Linked DNA regions of Homo sapiens: region 2 is linked to region 1. A link is a loop called in an ENCODE intact Hi-C map of the cell type or tissue named here. Cell type or tissue: A673. All regions are shown on one strand.

Region 1 (2,500 bases):
CTACCAGTTTTTAAAATGGGAAAGGAACCAAATGGTTTTGTATAATCCCATATAAAAATGTCCCTCATAATGAATCTCAGACTCACCTTAAAGGAATAATTCTCAGGATTCTCTTCCATGCTGGGGCTCCAGTAAGAGTCAAGATTTGGGGCTTTCTTAAAGCAGGCTTCAAACCTTAAAAGCATACCTTATTGAATGCCAGTGCCAGCATTCTCAAATAACTGTGCCCCCAAGTGGTCACATGTACCTGTAAATTACATGCAGCAAAAAGGTGCAATTAACCAGGTCCTGGACTGCAGAGTTTGCAATTTATTAATAATAATGATGATGAAAACAATAATACATCCAAAAGAGAAAAGAAAGGGGAAGATGAAACCCAAAGAGAGAGAGAGAGAGTGTGTGTGTGTGTGTGTGTGTGTGTGTGTGTGTGTGTGCAGGCGCAAAAGACAGGGAAGAATTTTCTCAGTGTTTATTTTTGCCATGCCTCTCCCAGAAAAAGAGCGTGTGTGCGTGTGTGTGCATATGTGTTTGCATTTGAGGAGGGAGGCCTGGCCAGAAGAGGTGGGGGGTAGCTGTGGGCAGAGCCCTCCCAAGAATTCTGGAGACTTTGCATCCTTTCTCAGGAGCAATCCTCGATGCCTTTGACTGCCTACTTCTCTGCAGCGGTGGTTCCATGATAGTCTCCTTGGCAGCCTGCCAGAGGCTGTAAGTGTACAGAGAATTGTGTTTTAATAGAAGGCTTTACCTCTGATACAGATTTAAAATGAGGAAGAAACTTTCTGTTCCTCAGCCAGAACGAAATGCGTTTTGCTTCCTGTGAAATGCTGGTGATTACAAGCTCATCTTACATAATTTTATTATTTTCAATTGCTGCCCGTCAATCTCAGGTGATGGTTCCCTGGGAGCAGAAAAAGAGGCAGATTCTGGGCGATGACTATTAAAAAAAAAATCACTCAGTCATTAGCAAATCGTACAAAAATTTAGAAAGGAGAATAATTATCTTTGTGATGATGCTGTTTAAGATAATCAGAACTTGCATTGCTAAGTTAGACACGCCGAAGTGAATTGAGGACTGTTTAATGGCCTCTTAGAAAATGTATTTTTGCTTTAACAAAGCATTGATGTTTGAGATTTAAAAAAAAGAAATCCTTTAAATCTCGTGAAGGAATTCTCTGGAATAACCACATTTTCAGAAATCCGTGACATGATCGAGGTGGTCCACTGTCACGCCCACAAGAGGGCATTTTCTCATCAACTACTGTAAAAACGATTTGTTTTCTAAAGGGAAGCTGAGAGGCCTGGGGGAAGGAGAGTGTTCTGCAGAGCAGGAAGTGGAGAGCTGCTTGCAATTGAGTTGTATGTATGCTTCCACTTAATACGTCCTGCCGAGCCTGTAAGCCAACACTTCCGGCCAGGAATCTGCCCTCTGTGTTTACCTACTCTCTTTTTATGTCTTATTCCCAGAATGACTGGGGACCAAAGGAATCCTTTGCAGGAGTTTTCTCCAGACAGACAGTTCCACATGCTAGTATATTGTCGACCCCATCCATAACTTCCATGAAACTTGAATCTCATATTTTAAGACACCTTCTCTAGGTCCAAGTTCTTTCCTTTATGTATGTTACACATATTTGTTGAGTACCTACTGTGTGTCAGCTTGAGCCAGACTCAGATCCTGTCCTCGTGGAACACACATCCTCCACAGGAAGACTTGGCATAAAAAAGGAGAACAAATACTGGAGTATGATTTAGATAATTATAAATGTTATAAGGAAAAATAACTGGGATAAGGAAAGGTAGCTATTTTAATTGGATAATTAGGCATACTTCTCTCATGCATAACAAATATTCTAATTTTGTTCAATCCATACCAATATTGTTTGGATTATAAAGGTAATACCTTTTTTTCAACTCCATTTTTTCTAAAAAAGTTAGTTATATTGTTTATTATTTTACGGACCATGAAACATGATGGAAACCGGGGAATTGAGATGTGGCCAGTTGTTAGTTTGTAAAATGACATTTAAAAATTACCATCTACTCATCACCTCATCATTTGACAAAACAATGCATGTTTTAACACCAAAAAGTAGGAAAGATGTAATCCCTGAATAGAGGGCAGTTGAATACGTTTAGTGTTTTGGAAAATTTGCTGCATTATCTGAGGTTTTCTCCTTTTCCATGGCCTATGAGAACTTCATCAGGGACTGGTTCTGGTCAGGGGCTGGCATCCAGTTCCACAGATCCTGCTGATGACATTGTCCATGCCTTCCCCAACCATGAGGACCAACAATGTTGGCACCAGTTCTGCAAGCTCAGCTCCCAACCACAACACACAAGACTCGAGCAGGAGATGGTTTGCTCCCCATCCTAGGGGTTCTAGGATACTTGGTAAGGAGCTCAGCCCAAGAGCTACAATGCCGTTGTGAGAGTTTCTGAAGCCAGGAGTCAAGGCTTTACTTTGAGCACATGGTTTTGGAGGTCAAGCAGAATGGGCTGG
Region 2 (2,500 bases), 160 kb after region 1:
GAGCCACATGTGGACCAGAGCCACCCTCGGAAACTCAGCAACTGTCCCTGAGGAAAGTGACTGGGGGACTAGTGTCAGTACTGTGAGGCCTTAGTGTCCCCTCTTGGCTAGGCAGTGCGCAGGGTGAACATCACGTGCCCTGGGGGCTGGGGCATCCCATGCCATCACCCTCCCCACCCAGCCCTGTGGGCCTGGTCACCTTCCCAGGCAGGGGCCGGCTTCTGCCAGGCTCTTTGGGTGAGGAGGCTGGCTGTGCTCCCAGCAGCTGGCCGGTGAGGTGATGACAATTCTTTCTGTCACTGCTGCCTTCAGGCCTGAGTTGGTTTTTCTACTTCTTCATTTGTCTGTGGCCTAAAGATTCCTCACGTGTCTTGAGGAAAGGCCAGTTGGACAAGCAGACTCCTGGGCTGCTGAAGTACAGGGAGGGTCTGGTGGGCTCCCCCAGCCCCGCAACACACACTCATGGCTCAGACCAATCAGCAGCCTCCCCAGGACACAAGTTCCAAGAGCCTAACAGGAGCAGAGTGACCACGTCCTCCAGCCCCTCATTCTACAGGTCACAGTAGTGAGGCCCAAAGAAAATGTGGCCTGCCAAGGTCACCCAGTGAGTTAGAATCAGAACCAGCCTGGGCCAGCTCCTCTTCCCACTCCAGGCTGCCTGGTAGAGCATTCACCATGGTAACCATGATTGCAGCATTGTTATGGTAACTTTTCCATCTGCTCATCCACCCAGCTGATAGCAAGCAAGAGATTTCAGGCCAGAAAGTGGGCACATTTACCTCTGTGGTATAGGTGAGAAAATTTAAGCCAAAGGTTATGTCAACTCAGCATTTCACCACTGCTAAGAGCTTCAAGCTTTTGAGTCTGACAGCACTGGGATTGAATCCTAGCTCCGCCACTTAGAAGCTGAGTATGTCTCTGAACCTCAGTTTCTTTGTCTCTAAGAATTGGGAATAATCATAGAATCCTCCTCATGGGGATGATGTGAGAACTGGTTAAATTAATATGCATAGAAAAGCTTAAAACACTACCTGCCATTTGGTAAGCACTCGATAAAAGTTAATTTTAGAAAGATAAACCATTGACTGGGTCTACCCAGTTATTCATACATTTGCGGGGAAACCTGTCCCCCCCTGGTGGTTGGTGCTGGAGGCTGAAGAAAGGTGCATTGGCCTGTCCCCATCCCCTGTCTGATGTGGCATGAGGTCATGCTAAGGAACTGGGATGGCATCCCATCCCTGGCCCACCACTGTGTGTCTGGGCTGTAAATGGTCAGGACCGCAGGGGCAGGGTGCTCCTGAGAAGCAGAACTGCGACTCCACTGCCAGGCCTGTTTGTGGGCCTGAAGGGAAGCCCCAGTGCCCCACAGTTGCTGCTGCATGAAATTTAAATTATTCTCAGCAAACCTGCTTGACAGATGAAACAGAAAAGGGACGGCTTCATAAAATGCAATTTTGTTCCTGAAAGAATGGACTCTGCAGAATCCTCGCTGATGTCTGTGAAATGTACTGGGAGCTTTTTTTCCTAGTGGTCAGGAGCACTCATGCTGAAACATTCCCATCGTCCCTCAGAGCTAAGCCCTTGAAAATAAATCTAGCTGGGAAGCAGAGCGACTTCGCCTGTGTCGGAGGCCCGAGAAGAACCAAAAGGGGCTATGAAATCTGCAGGCTTCATCGTCAACACTCAAAACACCCGGGTTTTGACATTTATGAGCATTTAGGGCTATCGGGGTGGATATGTGTCATCATAGAGACAACGCTGGAGATGATATCTTCCCCATGCGCTCCAGCTTCTCTGGAGGAATGCTCCCCTTGGGGGAGATGATCTGGGATTTCCGTGGGGATCATGTGAGTGACCGCAGGGCCAATGTGGCAGCCCCTCCTGTTGTGTGCTTCTGGGGCCCATGAATGGAGAGAGGATGCTTTTGCACAGAACTCTCATTCCTCTTGTATTCACATTGAAAATCGAAGGCTGCCTTGCCGAGTGGGCTCAGTTGGGAGAATCATTCAAGCCCCTTTCACCGTGAATTTCCAGACTGCAAGTGATTTTATCCAGAAGACTGTTGCTTTCTCCATGAACAAGAACTGTGATTTGCCTTGTGATAAATTATCAGGGAACAATAACACATTGTGAGATAACACAACCTGTGCATGTTAGTACTGAGCTAATGGGTTTTGCCTGTACCTTAAGTCGCAATTACAGTTTGATTGTGTATTCATTGACTTACAACCCACCTGTCAGTCACAAAGTGTGTACAAAATTGAAAAATGTCATGATTTTCAAAGCACCCATTTCAGAGCCTGCAGTTTGGGCTGAGTGGCCCGAACTTAAATTTCTGATTAAGGAGGCAAAAAGAGGGAAGAAGATGTATTTTGCCACACTTGTAAGAGACGAGCCTTAGTCTGGGCAAAAAAAAAGTCCATACACGGATTCCAAAATAAAGATATCAGAAGACTTCATTGACTGGAGCCAGTTGTGTATGTAAGTTAGCTTTTGCTGC

What was found. A loop is a pair of places that touch in the nucleus more often than their neighbours do. Peaks named below come from ENCODE experiments on the same cell type or tissue, not always from the same donor. Only the 100,000 strongest peaks of a DNase experiment are listed, where the experiment ranks them.
Region 2: a loop joins it to region 1, with 2.4 times the contacts of the local background. A loop is called at or near these places in 9 of 110 quality-filtered maps.

The regions. Positions count from the first base shown.
Region 1 is chr2:23,403,332-23,405,831 of GRCh38, forward strand. All of the region lies in intron 1 of KLHL29 (kelch like family member 29), which reads left to right. Among named protein-coding and RNA genes, the nearest start is that of LINC02923, 17 kb to the left of the region's middle. RefSeq lists an enhancer at 1,022-1,603. In A673, CTCF peaks have their summits at 286 and 1,212 (motif pointing right); DNase peaks (open chromatin) are centred at 690 and 1,310; H3K4me3 peaks cover 908 bases; H3K27ac peaks cover 1,628 bases.
Region 2 is chr2:23,565,789-23,568,288 of GRCh38, forward strand. All of the region lies in intron 3 of KLHL29 (kelch like family member 29), which reads left to right. Among named protein-coding and RNA genes, the nearest start is that of LINC02923, 180 kb to the left of the region's middle. In A673, a CTCF peak has its summit at 1,142 (motif pointing left); a DNase peak (open chromatin) is centred at 1,133.